5 separate regions of the Homo sapiens genome follow, and regions 1, 2, 3 and 4 are each linked to region 5. A link is a contact called in ENCODE Hi-C or POLR2A ChIA-PET data. All regions are on one chromosome and are shown on one strand. The core of a region is the stretch at or near the end of the contact, and the rest is flanking DNA. Distances in the headings are between cores, read along the strand shown. Region 1 holds the start of TRAPPC3 (trafficking protein particle complex subunit 3). Region 2 holds the start of ADPRS (ADP-ribosylserine hydrolase). Region 3 holds the start of THRAP3 (thyroid hormone receptor associated protein 3). Region 4 overlaps ZMYM4 (zinc finger MYM-type containing 4). Region 5 holds the start of CLSPN (claspin).

Region 1 (3,298 bases), core at 736-3,235, 380 kb before region 5:
GCTCAGCTGGTTGTTGTTTTTTTTAATTTTTATTTATTTTTGTTAAAAAAGTAAATAAACAAAAGAGTGGCTATTTCATAACAGAACAGCCTTTTTAAAAATTATTTTTTATGGAGATGGGGGTCTCACTATGTTGCCCAGGCTGGTCTCAAACTCCTGGGCTAAAGTGTTCCTCCTGCCTTTGCCTCCCAATGTGCTGGGGTTACTGGCATGAGCCACTGTGCTCGGCCTAAGAAGCCTTTAAGAACCTATCTGAGTGAGGAGGGGATCATATAGATCAACCTGAGATGGCCCCCACCCCCACTGTTCATTCAGGACTAATGACACTGCAAGTCCCAAAGAGAAAGAGACGCCAAGAGGAGGAATCCCAGGCAGAGAGAGGCAAAATCTCGGAGGCTGTTGGACAGGCAGGGAAAGGCTCCACCTCCACTCTCTCTAGAACCGCCCTGCTTGACAGCAGGCAGGGTGGGGTTGGGTGGCTGGCTGTGAGTGTGACTCAGGTTTCTGTGGGCAGCCAAGGGCAGCCGGCAGGGAGGAGCCCAGACCGACAGACCGGCTGGCCAACTGCAGCTTTCACCTCAGCTGTCCTCTGTCCTGGGAATGCAGAGGGCTCTTGTCTAGCTGAGCTGGCCCTTGGGGGCTAGTTGACTCCTGCTTTCCTCCCCCAACCCCAACCAACCCTCAAGTTCCTTCCCAGAGCCCTCGGCCCTTGGCTCCCTCCCCTGTGGCATTACACAGGATGGAGAGTGAGGGGTCACTGCCTCTAGGGAGGAAACAGAATGTCTGGGGAAAAGGGTATAATAATGATTGGTCCTGCACCCTGAGGGAGGGACTGGGGGAACCCTGGGCACCAGCTTGCAGCCTCAGCGGCCCCCCAGCCCTCCCTAGCCTGGCTGGCTCGTGTCTGGACAGGCTGGTTGTCATGGTGAGGGCTAGGGGCCAGAATGCAGCTGCTACAGTCAGGCTACCAGGCCTAAGTGAACAGAGAGTGCTCAGGGACCCCCCAGCCCAGCTTCCTCAGAGTTGACCAGCTGAGAGACCGCGGGAGCTGAAACCAAAGAGCTGTGGTCAGGGACTATAGACTTCCCCTTGGTGATGGGTGAGAGTTCAGCCAGCACATTCCCTTCGTGTTTCTGGTGCCTGTTTGTTGGCTTGTTTTTGGAGGGTGGCTGGAAGGGAATACACGTTTCTTTTATGCCTTTTATGCGCCCAAGTGCTGGGCATGCGTGGCTCACCAGTCTTTACAACAACTGAGAGAGATTTAGCAACTTGCCTAAAATGGCAAAGCTGGGATTAGAACTCAGAACTGACGGCCACGACAGTTAGTGATCTTTGTTTTCTGGGAACCAGGCAGTGTAGCTGTTCTAGGGGGAGGGAGGGGGAGAAAGTGACTTGAACTTTACCTAAAAGACTGGATATTCCATCACGAGGCCACAGGTGGTAGAAGGCAGGTGCTGGCATCATTTGGGGTTTGGCAGTCTGAAGAGAAAGACACTAGCGAAATGCTTGGCACATAGTAGGTCATTAAATATTTTTCTAATGAAGAAGCCAATTCTGTGTGAGTCATTGCTAGTTTTCTGGGACATCTTGGGAGCTTCTGGAGCTGAATCGCAACAGCGGAAGACGCTAGCTCGAAAGAGGGACTTTCCAAGACCAACCCCGGCGAGAGAGGAATTTGTGGAGCATCATCTCTGAGCCGGGCGCGGGGGGAGGGGGACAAGGAGGAAGCGTGTGTGTGACCCAGGATTACCGAAGGCTGCGGACGCCACCCAGCGGCCAGGATGCTGCCCAGCGCAAGCTGGGCTCTACCAGGCAGGCGCGCGCGGAGCACTCCGGGAGTTGTAGTTGACTGTGTTAAGAGGCGGTGCTGCCAAAGGGGCTGTTGGGTGTTGTAGTCTGACGTTTGTTGGGCGGGAGTTGCCCACGTCGGCCGGACCACTAGTCCCGTGGTGCCCCGCGGGAGGCCGCGCAGGCGCAGTGAGTCAGTGCCGGTCGGTCTTGTGGGCTGAGGGGCAGCGGCTTAGGCTCCGGCGTCTGCAGGGGTCGCCGAGCTAACCCGTGGCTAGGCGAGTGGGGCGGGGCGGCCGGCACCATGTCGAGGCAGGCGAACCGTGGCACCGAGAGCAAGAAAATGGTAACTTGGAGCGCGTGACCTCGGCGGGCGGGGCGAAATTGAGGCGTACAGGGAAGGGGCCCGGCGCCGAGCGCGAGGTGCGTTTGGAAAAGGGCCTTCCTGTGAGCTCTGGCAAGGGGAAGCCTCTTGCTGGGTCACTCCGGGGGCGTTCCAGGCAGGTGAGGGGACCGTCGGAGAAGTTCCCCGGAGGAGACCCCGCCCCCAAGGCCTGAGTGCAGCTCTGTGCTAAGCCAACAACAACGACGGTAATAAATACCAATAACTGCCACTTAACTTCTCTCTTACTATGTGTTGGGCACCGGGCCACGCACGTTACAGCATCTCAGTTAATCTGCAGAGTAGCCCCTATCAGATGGATAACATTGCCGTTTTACAGCTTGGAGAGCTTACGTAATTTGCCCATATTTACACCTGGGAAGTTAGGATTTGGACCCGTGTTTAACTCCAAAGCTAATGCTAGGAGCTGACTGTTAGGCTTTACTCTTAGGCTACAGTGTCTCGTACTGTGGCGTGGGTATTGTGAGAGATGTTCAGATACTGGTCGTGCCAGAAAGGAACGTTTTATTCAATGGAATAAGAGATGGGCCAGAGTAAGCAGTGAGTGGTGCCCCTCTAATGGAGTGGGTGGCTCCCTTCTTTCCCAGGGAATAGTTTGGACACCATATGGTCCTATAAAGTTGGACTAGGGGCTGGGGCTGCAGACTTAGGTCATTTTTCTTTCGTTCTTCCCTCCCTCCCCCCGCCCCCAGACGAAATCTCTGTCACCCGGGGTGGAGTGCAGTGGCACTAACTTGGCTCACTGCAACCTCTGCCTCCCAGGTTCAAGCAGTTCTTCTGCCTCAGCCTCCCGAGTAGCTGGGATTACAGGTGTCCACCACCACGCCTGGCTGATTTTTGTATTTTTAGTAGAGATGGGGTTTCACCATGTTGGCCAGGCTGGTCTCGAACTCCTGACCTCAGGTGATCCGCCTGTCTCGGCCTCCCAAAGTGCTGGGATTACAGGCGTGAGCCACTGCGCCTGACCAATTTTTGTATTTTTAGTAGAGACGGGGTTTCACCATGTTGGCCAGCCTGGTCTCGAACTCGTGGCCTTAAGTGATCTGCCTGTTCAGGCTCCCAAAGTGCTGGGATTACAGGGGTGAGCCACCACACCCGGCCAAAAGA
Region 2 (2,886 bases), core at 179-2,678, 320 kb before region 5:
TGTTTTTGTTTTGTTTTTCTTTTTTATAGACAGGATCTTGCCATGTTGCCCAGGCTAGTCTCGAACTCCTGGACTTAAGCGATGATCCTTCCACCTCAGTCTCTGGAGTAGCTGGGATTATAGGTGTGCGCCACCATACCCAGATTGAAAATGATAGTTTCTGGATCCAGATCTCCTCCTACTTCACTTCTCTGGAGCACACCACCAGTGATCAGTGTCTTCATTTTGAAATTCTTTTCCTAGGTTTCGTTGATAGCCACTCCTGCTTCTCCTCCTATCAAACTGTTTCCTTCCCTAATCCCCTTCCCTCCCTCCCTCCCTCTTAATTACCGGTGTTCTCCAGGGTTCTGACCATGGCCCTTTCTTCTTACTATGCTACCTGCTCTCCAAGAAGATTCACCTCCTCTGCTTGACCTCACACCTGCTACCTGAGCCGGGATCTGAGCCCACAAGGGAAGGGAAGTTAGTTTTACAGGCGAGACAGCGCATGCAAACGCCTGGCCTAGAGGAATCATGGTGTGAGGAACCGAAGAGCAGAAAGCAAGGCCAAGGCTGGCGGAAAACGAAACTGCAGACGTGTGGGAGGGCCGGACCACGTCGGACACGTTAAGGAATGTGGCTCTGTACTAAGGGTAATGGGAAATCACAGCAGGGTTTTAGGCAGGGGAGGACGCGATTAGAGTCAGGCTTCCAAAGCACGCCTTGCGGGGTGGAGAACGGGCTGGTGGTATACTGACTCTAGAGAACCGGGAAAAAGAGGTCAAGTCGGCAAGGGTGGACAGACAGTCCCCGACTTAGGATGGTTCAACTTAAGTTTTTTTCGGCTTTCTGATAACGCTGATACGCATTCATAGGCTCCTCGACGTCCGATGGGGCTGCGTCCAGATAAAACGGTCGTCTAAGCTGAAAGCGCACTTTCCACTTCAGGTATTTTCAACTTACGATGGGTTTATCCACACCCTGCACGGTTGAGGCCCCGGTGCTGCCACGCCCCGAGCACGGGATGTTCGGGGCGAGACGTCTATAAGGCCGGAGATCGCACTGGCACTCGCTGAGCTCAAGCTGTCTGCGGGTCATCCGGCTCTGGCCCCGGTGCCCTCGGCAGCCTCATCCCCGCGCACCCCCGACCCGTCGCCCCCGGAGGCTCCGCGCCCCTTCGGCCTCCCTCCCGCACGGCCTCTGACTTGCGCCCGGCCCCGCCCACCTGTCCGCTCACTCCCGGGCGTGCCGGGGTCCGGCTCCAGACTCTGGACATGACGCAGGACTGACGTCAGGTCGACGGTGTCGTGGGCCTCGTAGAAGGAGCCCACGCAGTCCCCGAGCAGCGCGCCAGCCAGGCAGCCTCGGAAGCGCGAGAGGGAGCGGGCCGCGCCAGCCCCTCCACCTGCCGCTGCCGCCATCGCCGCTGCGGCCATCCGCGCGCAGACTGCTCGCCACTTCCGGTGCCGCCCTCACAGTTTCCCTACTTCCGTCCGCAGCGCTCCCTGGGGCCTAGAGTTTCCACTCCGCCGCCAGGCCCACAGCGCCGCCCAGCGGCCCGGAGTCGCGGCGCCGCGCACTTCCCGCCAGCCTGTGCTTTGAGTCTCGGTTTTCCGCTCCTCACCACTGGGCTAACTGGGTGGGAAGGCCACTATGGGGTCTCCGGGGGATGGGCACTGAGCCAGACCATTGGATCACTGCAGCCCACACTGCCTTCCGCAGGCGAGCAACCCTAACTCCGCACCCCCAGCCGGCCCTCCCCACCGAGGCCGGGACCACCCCCAAGCCCTCCCACCGGGCCCTTGCCCCCTGTGGGCCTCCCTTAAGCATCAGGAGGGCGGACCAGGGGCCAACTGGGACACAGCCAGGTAGAGGCCGCGCTGCTGCAGCCCAGGAGTGCTGACCCAGCCCAGAGAGGGGTGCCCTGAGGGGAGGGAAAGAACTGGATTTGGTACATGGAGTTCGGAGGAATAGTGTTCCCCATCTTTGCTCCTCCATAGACAGGAGGGTGTTCAAGAACCCTCTCCCTGCTGGCTACATACAGTGGGGCAGAGAACAGCCGGCCTGAGATCCTCTGCATTTATTCCATTCATTTCTCTCCTCCCTCCTTCCATTGCCCACCCAACCCTGCCCTCCTCCTGCAGTCCTCCAAGGCTAGGCCAGCTCCAGCTGGCAGCTTTTGAGTGGACTCAGGGTGCTATTTGTGGTACGTGTGAAGGTGTCCACCTCAGGCACGAACCTCTCAGCAGGCACGGTCAGCTTGCGCCGTGTGTCCATGCACTTGGTGTCCAGCAGCATGGAGTTGGCCTTGCAGGCAATGTCAGCCTGCAGCCGGGCCAGGTGCTTGCACAGGGCGTCCAGTGCGTCCCTAGGGAAGGACATTGACAACCCCCCAGCCCCCATGAGGCTGGGAGGCCTGGGCTGCGTGCATAGCCTTCAGTCAGGAAGACAGCCCCAGGGAGCCAGCAGCCAGCAAGAGGCCCCATTTGTGGGCAGCGTCTCACTGCTCCTTCCGCCCACTCCCGAGACCTACTGTGCTTGCGCCAGCTTCTGCTTCAGGGCAGCGATGGTTGCCTCTAGCTGGTGAACCTCGTCGGTGAGGCCGTACTGTGCCTGGAGGCAGAGGGGTTGGGAGTTCCAAGTCAGCCACACTGTCCTTTACCTGAGTGCTGCCCCTTGACAGCAGTGCCCTTGCTCCATCAGGAATATGAGAAAACCTTGGCTAGGGGGCCCGTGCGCCACTGGGACACCCTCTCACCTGGTCCCGGCAGAGTTCCACGTTGGGCCGGTAGGTTCTGGCCTCTAGCCGGGTATGGGACAGCTTCAGGCTCAGGAGCTTTGTGCGCAGATCCTCCTCCAGGTGCCGGATGTCCTCCTGCAGCTCAGCGATCTCCTCCAAGGTCTGCA
Region 3 (3,085 bases), core at 415-2,914, 450 kb before region 5:
AGTACCTATATATTTGGTATTAAATAAATACACTAAGGTGGTACTACTACTACCATCACCACTGCTAAAATTGAACTGTACCTAGTCTACAAAACTAAAAACATCAGTCTCCAAAATTGGAGATCTTTCTCTGGTGTTAAAACGTTTAAAAAACAAAGAGATGGAATTACACTGGATATAGAGGTTTTTAATCAAATCACTTCTTACAGAAACCTCAACACAACTCTCTTACAAAATGCAATTAAGCCCAAATGGCTGCAGTAAAACTTATCATTAACGTATGAACATTGGCTCACAAAATACATCTCCCGGCAAAGAACAAACTGAGCCCGATTTGCTCCACAAGTTGTTCATGGCAGGAGCCGGTTTTGGCTATTTAACAAGCTTCTAAATCATAATACACACGTCAGACTGTCTAGAATTACAGAACAGACTACAACAGTACTTCCACAAACGAAAAAAGTCAGGGTCATCTGAAACAGAAGAAAAATAACGGTGTGATACACGCCTCATCTCTCTCGGCGCACACTCTAAAAAAAAAACCTATAAATGATGATATTACTTTTTAACAGTGGCTAAGTGATTTTTATTTTATCTCATTTAGTCTCCACAATAACCCTGTAAAGGGGTCACTGTTACTTACTGCTGTTTTAGTGATAAGAAAACTGAGGCAGCTGGAGATGAAGACTCTTGACCTAAGATCAAAAGATAGCAGGGCCAAGATTTAAACCCAAGCCAACTGGTTCAGGATACTTCTGTTATGCTCCCAACAGAAGCTTCACTGCCTCTCTCTTGCCAGGTCCTTCTATACTCTCAGAGGCTTTCCCTTCACCCCAAGTAACAAATTCCCCATAAACACTGTACTGCCACTGATGGCTTCCAACTTCTGTGCACCATTGCTGCTCCCCAGCTTCTGCTGCCATGCTCCACCCCTAAGATTTGTAAAGTCAAAGACAACAGTTGATAAAAGTTGCTTAGGTGCTAAGAGAAGCAAAATAATTCACCTCATATAAGCAGAACTCACGCCGATTGCCACTGGAATGCAAGCCGGCCTCAGCTCCAGCCCAAGAAAAAAGTGAGAACTCTAATATTCCCGTAGGAGACAAATTTGGACTATCCCGTTTTTGGCCACCAGGCTGGAAAGAACGGAAGCGGTACTAACATTTACTGAGTGGCAGCCACATGCGCCCTAGGAGAAGACCGAACCAGGCCAATGGGGACTGGGTGGGGGGAAGGGCACTCGGGAGTTCCGGGAAAAGAAATCCAAATAACGGGGTTCATACGACCAAAACGGGAGGAGTAGGGAGTGGCCGCCCCCAGGCCGACTGCAAGATAAAGCGGCGTAGGAGCTGCTCTGCAGAGAAGGCGACCAAGAGCCTTGGGAGCTAGGCCGGGGCCAGGGGAAGACCTAAAGGGCGGGGAAGGGGAGGAGCCGGAGGGAACGGAGCCCGCTCAGAAGAGGCCAGGGTGTAAGCTGGGGGGAGCGACTCCACGCCAGGCCTTCCCCGAGCCCCTGACCAGCAGCTGGGGAAAAAAGATAAGAGACGAAACCACTAGAGCCGGTTAAGCTGCCCTAACTTCCATCAGAGGCGCTCACTCACCTGGGCCTACCACAGAGATCGCAGCTGCAGCTCGCAACGGAACAACCAGCCCGAACCTCGCCCCCGCCCCACAGCGCGCCCAGCGTCTCCGCTCTCCGACGACGGCGACGGCGTAGACCCGCTGCCTCCTGGGAAATGTAGTCCTACGCCCTCCTCTCCTGGCCGACTTGGCTGCCATCAGAACTACGTTTCCCAAAAGACAAGGCGAGCGTTGGGCCCGCCGCTTTGCGTCACGCGCTCGGTTGTCGGCGGTCACGTGGGTTGCTCGGGGCCGTCCCCTCCCCCCGCCTGGGTGGCCTGGAGATGGAGGAGGGCGGTGGACGGAAGGGGCGGGGGCGTTGCTGACGCCACTGCCCCCACCATTTTGGAACCAGCCTGGAGGGAGAGTCTGAGCCCCACCCACTCCGGGCCAGCTTGCCTTGTTGAAAAGCTTCCGAGTTGGAAGTCGAGTCTCCCTGTTTTTGGTCTCTGCTGCGCTCCCTTCCGCTTTGTGACCTTGAGCAAATTCATCCCTCCTCTCTAAACTTGTTTCCTCCCCTGTGAAATGAGACTTGTAATTTCTACCCCACAGCGATGTTGCCAGGCTCCGACAAAGTAAGGCACAGGAAAGCCTCAAGCACCCTGAAAGCGCAACGCAAATGGAGGGGTTGGTTTGGTTTCGTTTTTTTAATTTTAATTGTGTGACCTCATTCGGAGACCCAGAAACCGCCTCTCCCCAGCCTGCCTTCTGTAACTATGATTTTCTGACTGTCGTCCTGGGAAGTTTGTTAAAATGGGTGCTACTGGGGTATTGAACCAAAAGTTTACCGGGGAGTGTCTCCCTGCAGTCTACATTTTAAACCGATCTCTCGGGTGATTCTTACCCACCTACAAATTTGAGAATCTCTGCGTTTATCAGTTTTGCACAGGCTGGTTTCCTCCGGAATTTCTGCTCTAGTGTCTCTGAACATTTAAGACCCATCTCATAGGTCATCTGTGATGCTTTCAAAGTTGACTAGCTCCTCCCTATGCCTGTGTTCCCACAGTAAGTTTGCATCTTACTCTGTAAGTATCGGGGCCTTCCCCGACAAGACTGTGAGCTCTTTGAGAGCCGAGATCAGTTTTGATGGATTTCTGCACCTCCAGAGAAAAGTAGACACAGTACACATCAATTAATAAAGAAATCTAATGCTCTTCCTAAGAGAAAAGCTGCAAGGCTCAACTCAAGTAGCAGACCACGCCACATCAGCCCTTGCCCTTAGTGGCTTCGGCAGCATTCCTTGCACACGGCTTACTCTTTCTTCCTTCTTTGAGCACTTCTTGTGGTCGACGTACTGCGCAGTGCTTCTTAAAACGTTCTAATTTAATTGATTTTATTTTTATTTATTTATTTATTTATTTATTGAGATTCTCCCTATGTCGCCCAGGCTGGAGGGCAGTGGTGCGATTTTGGGTCACTGCAACATCTGCCTCCCAGGTTCAAGCGATTCTCCTGCCTAAGCCTC
Region 4 (3,215 bases), core at 288-2,787, 470 kb after region 5:
AATTTCCACACCTAAGTAACAGAAGGGCTGGAGGCTACTCCCTTTGCAAACCCCACTCTTTTTCTATGTGGCAGATGGAAAATTGAAAGAATCTCTGTTGCCGGGCATAGTGGCTCATGCCTGTAATCCCAGCACTTTGGGAGGCCAAGGTGGGCGGATCACGAGGTCAGGAGATCGAGACCATCCTGGCGAACACTGTGAAAACCCGTCTCTACTAAAAATACAAGAAAAATAGCCAGGCGTGGTGGCAGGCGCCTGTAGTCCCAGCTACTCTGTAGGCTGCGGCAGGAGAATGGCATGAACCCAGGGCACGGAGCTTGCAGTGAGCCGAGATGGCACCATTGCACTCCAGCCTGGGCAACAGAGCAAGACTCTGTCTCATAAAAAAAAAAAAAGAAAAGAAAGAAAGAAAGAATCTCTGTTGGTTGCTTTCTGCAACCAATCAGATGTTTGCATAAGAGTGTAACTTTGTAACTTCACTTTAGCCTTTGATTGGTTGCTTTCTGCAACTTACCAGGCAACTATTCAGACTGATTCCTGGCTAAGTCTTTGTTTGCACAGAAGTATAACTTTGTAACTTCACTTTAGCCTTTGATTGGTTGCTTTCCACAACCAGAGGTTTGCATAGGGTATAACTTTTGTAACTTAACTTCAGCCTCTCATTGGGGGCCACTACTTCATTTACAAAGGGTGTACACCAAGTAACCAATGGGAAACCTCTAAAGAGGATTTAAACCCCAGAAAATTCTGTAATGGCACCCTTGAGCCCCTATGCTCCAACCAGCTCCCACACTGTGAAGTTTACTTTCATTGTCAATAATCTCTGCTTTTTTTTTGCTTCATTCTTTTCCCGCTTTGTTTGTGTGTTTTGTCCAATTCTTTGTTCAAGACGCCAAGAACCTGAACACCTTCCATTGGTAACAATGCAATCCAGAAGGTATAGGAGCAACATCTTTAAAGTACTGAAAGTAAAGGAAAATGTCAATCTAGAATTCAAAATCCTGCAAAAATATCTCTCAAAACTACACCAGGTGTGGTGGTGCATACCTGTAATCCCAGCTACTCAAGAGACTGGGGCAGGAGGATCACCTGAGCTCAAGAATTTGAGTTCAGCCTGGGCCACATGGCAAGACTCTGTTTCTTAAAAAAAAAAAAAAAAAACTTTCAAAACTGAAGGCAAAATAAATACTTGTTCAGAAACAGAGAATTCATCACTACCAGACCAGTCTACAAGAGGTATTAAAGGAAAGTCCCTCAGCAGAAGGAAAATGACACCATATGAAAACAAGCATCTACCCTAAGTAAAGAGTATGGCAATGTAACTATGTGGGTTCTCACCAGTTACAAATGGATTGCCTCTCAACTCCAAACCCACTCTTCTCTGCCCTGCTTTACATAATGGAGATGGACCCTGCAAAACTTTCTCCTTTGCCAGCTGGCACAATGTTAACCTTTGTCAGTAGATGGCACTGGAGGAATACTCTAGAAGGAAGGGGCTTCTCTTCCTGTTAACACTGTTCTCTAGCCGGCTTGCTCCAGTGGAGGTGTTGTGCAGGACTCCAAATGGCCCTCCCAGAGACCAACTCCCCAGCAAGTCTCAGTGACACAGGCACACACGCATGAGTAGTTTCCTGACAAGTTTTGTCAGCACTCCAGAAAGCACCTACCCTGCAAGTTTCAGCAGCACCCCTATGGGAGACAGACTTCCCAGAGAATTTTGCCAGTGTCCCAGCCTATCTTCTTAGCCAGATTCAGCAAGGGGCTTCCTAGTGACTTTTTTTTGAGACACAGTATCCTCTGTTGCCCAGGCTGGAGTGCAGTGGTACAAACACAGTGAGTGCACTGCAGCCTTGATCTCCTGGCCTCAAGCAATCCTTCCACCTCAGCCTCTCAAGTAGCTGGGACCATAGGTGCACACCAGTATGTCCAGCTAATATTTTTATTTTTCGTAGAGATGAGGGACTCACCATCCTACTGACTTTTATTGGCACCCCAGGGGGGCATTTTTTAATTGCCAGCAAAAGCCTGCCCCACCTCAGATGTTTCCAGCATCCAGTGGACCACACCTTCTCCAACAAGATCTGAATCTCAGCCTTGAAGCTGGTGGGCTGGCCATCATCCAGATTTATTCCATCCTTGTTAACTTTGCCTCAGACCTAGAGGCAGTGGCCGCTCCCTCTACTGTTATTCTGTATCTTTAGCATTCTCTTTAAGCCTTAGAGTTAATTCCCCATTAATGGTAAATAATTCTTTATGTTAAACTTTCCATATTCAAATTACTGTGTGGTTTCTGTCCTCTGATACAGGACTGGTAGTGGCAGTGGTCATAGGAGACAGGCACACAAAAATGGGATTCAGAATTGCTTTTCGTTGTGTCCTTAGGCTTGAGTATAGGGCTCAAGCAGGAACTAGTTTGGTAATAATCCCACATATGCAGGGGCATCACAGTTAATCAGGCTATCACCTGTGGTTGGTGATGATGAAATGCCAACTAAAGCAAGTACCTTGGGAACCCAAATGGCTGTTGCACTTAACTAGTAAAGCAGTAATGATGGCTACAAAGTCTGTTATGTGAGATGAATTCTCTAAGTGCTCTTCTGCATTTCTGATGAAAATAACAAGTTCAGGTCCGTTAAGTCAGCTCAAGTCACAGTCAGAGAAAGAGAGACCTTTCAAGATAACCTTAAAAATATATATACATTTTTTTTTTTTTTGTGACAAGCACCCAGGCTGGAGTGCAGTGGCGTGACCTCGGCTCACTGCAACCTCAGCTCACAGCAACCTCTGCCTCCCAGGCTCAAACCATCCTCCCATCTCACCCTCAGGTGTAAGCCAAAATGCCTGGCTCATTTTTGTATTAATAATCTTAATTCTTATATAACCACAGGTTGATATTGCTGAAAATCAAATGCAAAATTTAATTGTGCAAACTGAATTACAAAATTAGTTGAATTCAGTCTCGCCAAGTTTATTGTGTGAAAGTGAGGGCAGACAGAACGAGACTCCATCTCAAAAAAAAAGAAAGAAAGAAAAAGTAAGAGCAGGCTGGGCGCGGTGCCTCACGCTTGTAATCCCAGCACTTTGGAAGGCCAGGGCAGGTGGATCACCTGAGGTCAGGAGTTCAAGACCAGCCTGACCAACATGGTGAAACTCCGTCTCTACTAAAAATGCAAACGTTAGCAGGGTGTGGTGGCGCACGCCTGTAATCCTAGCTA
Region 5 (2,885 bases), core at 159-2,658:
AAGTTACAAAAAATTATCTGAGCGTGGTGGCACATGCCTATAATCCTAGCTACTCAGGAGGCTGAGGCAGGAGAATCGCTTGAACCCGGGAGGCGGAGGTTGCAGTGAGCCGAGATCACGCCATTGCACCCAGCCATGGTGACAGGGAGAGACTCTGTCTCAACAAAAAAAAAAAAAAAAAAAAAAGAACTGTGTCTGGGATAAACCTGATTTCAGAGCTTCAATTCTTTTTCCAGCCTTGTTTAAAGGTAGAATGCCCTCTAGGAGTGATGAGTGCTTTCTACATCCTCAAATTAACTCTACAGAGAATTATAAAGATTATCCAACCATATTCTTTGGTATCTGAGCAGCCCACAAAACTTTTTTCTTTAGAGACAAGGTCTCCCTCTATCGCCTACGCTGAAGTGCAGTGGTGCGATCATAACTCACTCTAACCTCAAACTCCTGGACTCAAGCCATCCTCCCACCTCGGCCTCCCAAAGCGTTGAGATTACAAGCGTGAGCCATGGAGCCCGGCCCTCTTTAAAAAATAAAAGTGGGCCGGGCACAGTGGCTCACGCCTGTGAGGGGTATGAGGCCTCCCAGCACTTTGGGAGGCCGAGGCGAGGATCATTTGAGATCAGGAGTTCGAGACCAGCCTGGCCAACATGGTGAAACCCCGTCTCTACTAAAAATACAAAAATTAGCCAGGGGTTGGTGGCGGGTGCCTGTAATCCTAGCTACTCAGGAGGCTGAGGCACGAGAATCGCTTGAACCCGGGAGGCGGAGGTTGCAGTGAGCCGAGATCGCGCCACTGCATTTCATCCTGGCTAACAGAGGGAGACTCCATCTCAAAAAAAAAAAAAGTGTGTGTGTATACACATACATGTGTATGTGTATATATGTGTATGTATATATGTGTGTACATATGTGTGTGTGTGTGTATATATATATATATATATATATATATATATATATATATATATTCAGTGGTAAGTGTCATGTACAAGAGGCACACAGGATCTAGCTGCTCCAGAAATGAAGTCAGTGGAGAAAATCCCCACGGGAACCTTGGAATTCCTCTAAAAAGTTCAGGTACAGGACACTCCCAGGTGCCCAGGAACCGTTTCCCAGCTCACTTCCCCCCGAAAGACTCACCCCTCCAATCGCACTCGATGCTTTGGCAAGTGTCAAAGGTCAAAGACCACGGCTCGCCTGGTACCGACTGCCCCGCCCCCGTGCACCTCCAGCTCCCCCAGGCTCCGCTACCAGCAGCTGCGACCCGCCAACTCAGCCTGGGTAATAGGAGATTGGGCGGCCAGAGGCGCTGCGTGATTGGTGGGTCGGAAGGGGGCGGGGACTCGCTGGAAAGCCCCCTCTGGATTGGTGCAAACCATCTGGGTGGGACCTCCACTCTGGCTGGGCGGGAAAGCAAGAACAGCACTGCTGGGCTGGAGACGGCGGGAGCCGCTGCTCTCCGGCTGAGGGAATCAGAGACAGCTCCGTCCCTAGTGGAGCGCAGGGGAGGCAGAAGTCATGACAGGCGAGGTGGGTTCTGAGGTGAGTTTATGCACACGCCCCCCACGGGGGCTTAGAAGGCCGGGCACCGAGAGGTTAGGTGGGGCCGGGGTAGACCCCGCTGACCCGAGGCGCCCGGGCGGGAGGACTGCGGCTCCCGGCGTTCGCCGCGCCGGCTCCCGCGGCCTCGAGACTCGGCCGGGATGGGTTCCGACCGGGCATCCCGTCCCGCCGCCGGGCTTCCCGCGCTTCGGGCTCCGTGGCCGGAGAGCTCCAGGTCTCTGCGGCGCGCACTGCCGGCAGCCCAGCCCCTCTTCAGCCGGTTCCTGCCGCCAGCCCTCCCCTTTGGCGCGTTTCCTGTCGCGGAAGCTCCTCCCCTCAGGGTGCTCTGAAAGCCGGGAGGCTCTAGCCGAACCCGGCCGCAGCGGTGCGGGGGGATTCTCCGCAGAGAGAGGGCGAGCGAGGGTGTTAGGGAGTTCCACACTGGGCCTGGGAGGGGCCCTGGAGGTCATCGCGCGCAGGCCCTTTGCGTTTTCCGACCGGGCCCCGAGTGGGGAAGTCACCGCTGGGGCTCCTGGCTGGTGGCTGGCAGCTCCCTGGCGAAATTGGGCATAGAAAACAGATGTTTCCAGAGCTGTGTCCTTTCTGGGCCGGATTCGGGCAAGGCACTCCCGCCTTAGGAGCAAAATTTAAAGGGGCGCCAAAACCCTCAATCAAACTCATATTTTAATGCAATATTTTTAAAAAACCAAAATTAATGCAAAAACTTTTTATGATTTGATATTGAACAAAATATCAGACGTTTAAACAAAGACGAGATCCGACCAGTCATTTGCACGACCTTGCCTCAATCACCTCACCCTAATTCCATCCCTGTTTCCAATAAACTTTATTTACAAAAGCGGGCATATTATTTACCTCATGAGCTGTAGATTATTGATTTAATTTTTTAAAAAATATTGCATTAATGTTATTCATTTTGATTACTGAATTTTTTGAGACCTCACCCCACCCTGTTACTGGCCCTGCCCTTTGACGTTGCTGCAAATTGCCTAGAAGATAATCGTCATTCAAAGCAGCCCTATTCCTTGAGCTGTCTGGTTACCTAAATTCGGTTTCCACACTCACAAACAGAAGTAATAGTTTTACTGCTTTGGATTGTTGAGAGGATCATCAGTGCATACATATTAATTCTCAGCAATCCCAGCACTTCGGGAGGCTAAGGCCGGCAGATTGCTTGAGCTCAAGAGTTCGAAACCAGCCTGCATAGAAAACATGGCAAAACCCCGCCTCTACAAAAAAAAAAAAATTAGCCGGGCGTCGCCTGTGGTCCCAGCTACTCGGTCCCAGCTACTCGGGTGGCTGAGGTGAGAGAATCCTTTGGGCCT

What was found. A loop is a pair of places that touch in the nucleus more often than their neighbours do. ChIA-PET counts read pairs that join two places held with the same protein, here RNA polymerase II (POLR2A). Pooled maps may share reads with other maps.
Region 1: a map with no recorded cell type shows a loop between it and region 5 (15-fold over the local background). The contact joins the promoter of TRAPPC3 here to the promoter of CLSPN in region 5. A Hi-C loop is called at or near these places in 1 of 37 single-sample maps with no recorded cell type and 6 of 50 pooled maps. POLR2A ChIA-PET finds 5 or more read pairs at or near these places in 5 of 52 experiments (WTC11, activated CD4-positive, alpha-beta T cell, activated CD4-positive, alpha-beta memory T cell and 2 more).
Region 2: a loop to region 5 is called in a pooled map, with 17 times the contacts of the local background. The contact joins the promoter of ADPRS here to the promoter of CLSPN in region 5. A Hi-C loop is called at or near these places in 1 of 37 single-sample maps with no recorded cell type and 9 of 50 pooled maps. POLR2A ChIA-PET finds 5 or more read pairs at or near these places in 1 of 52 experiments (activated CD4-positive, alpha-beta T cell).
Region 3: a loop to region 5 is called in a pooled map, with 26 times the contacts of the local background. The contact joins the promoter of THRAP3 here to the promoter of CLSPN in region 5. A Hi-C loop is called at or near these places in 2 of 37 single-sample maps with no recorded cell type and 11 of 50 pooled maps. POLR2A ChIA-PET finds 5 or more read pairs at or near these places in 6 of 52 experiments (CD4-positive, alpha-beta memory T cell, WTC11, activated CD4-positive, alpha-beta T cell and 3 more).
Region 4: a pooled map shows a loop between it and region 5 (2.2-fold over the local background). The contact joins the enhancer-like site here to the promoter of CLSPN in region 5. A Hi-C loop is called at or near these places in 3 of 50 pooled maps. POLR2A ChIA-PET finds 5 or more read pairs at or near these places in 2 of 52 experiments (GM10248 and WTC11).

Annotation. Positions count from the first base shown.
Region 1 is chr1:36,148,173-36,151,470 of GRCh38, reverse strand. TRAPPC3 (trafficking protein particle complex subunit 3) reads left to right here and starts at 1,985. Exons shown (of 5, transcript NM_014408.5): 1 at 1,985-2,134. The coding sequence starts at 2,093. RefSeq lists enhancers at 1,432-2,091, 2,222-2,301, 1,655-2,315.
Region 2 is chr1:36,087,434-36,090,319 of GRCh38, reverse strand. ADPRS (ADP-ribosylserine hydrolase) reads right to left here and starts at 1,428. Exons shown (of 6, transcript NM_017825.3): 1 at 1,205-1,428. The coding sequence starts at 1,415. It overlaps TEKT2 (tektin 2), which reads right to left. Exons shown (of 10, transcript NM_014466.3): 8 at 2,738-2,881; 9 at 2,513-2,592; 10 at 2,045-2,347. The coding sequence ends at 2,134. RefSeq lists enhancers at 755-1,339, 1,340-1,925 and silencers at 981-1,410, 1,521-1,610.
Region 3 is chr1:36,223,022-36,226,106 of GRCh38, reverse strand. THRAP3 (thyroid hormone receptor associated protein 3) reads right to left here and starts at 1,664. Exons shown (of 12, transcript NM_005119.4): 1 at 1,602-1,664. RefSeq lists enhancers at 1,218-1,746, 1,578-1,787, 1,747-2,274, 2,188-2,487, 2,698-2,867 and a silencer at 1,918-2,037.
Region 4 is chr1:35,296,978-35,300,192 of GRCh38, reverse strand. All of the region lies in intron 1 of ZMYM4 (zinc finger MYM-type containing 4), which reads right to left. Among named protein-coding and RNA genes, the nearest start is that of ZMYM4, 30 kb to the right of the region's middle. Within about 2 kb of position 1,537, at least 2 of the 41 ENCODE cell types and tissues checked have a DNase peak (open chromatin) inside an H3K27ac peak, as active enhancers do.
Region 5 is chr1:35,768,501-35,771,385 of GRCh38, reverse strand. CLSPN (claspin) reads left to right here and starts at 1,408. Exons shown (of 25, transcript NM_022111.4): 1 at 1,408-1,539. The coding sequence starts at 1,516. It overlaps CLSPN-DT (CLSPN divergent transcript), which reads right to left and starts at 1,291. Exons shown (of 3, transcript NR_199050.1): 1 at 1,138-1,291. RefSeq lists a silencer at 1,566-1,795.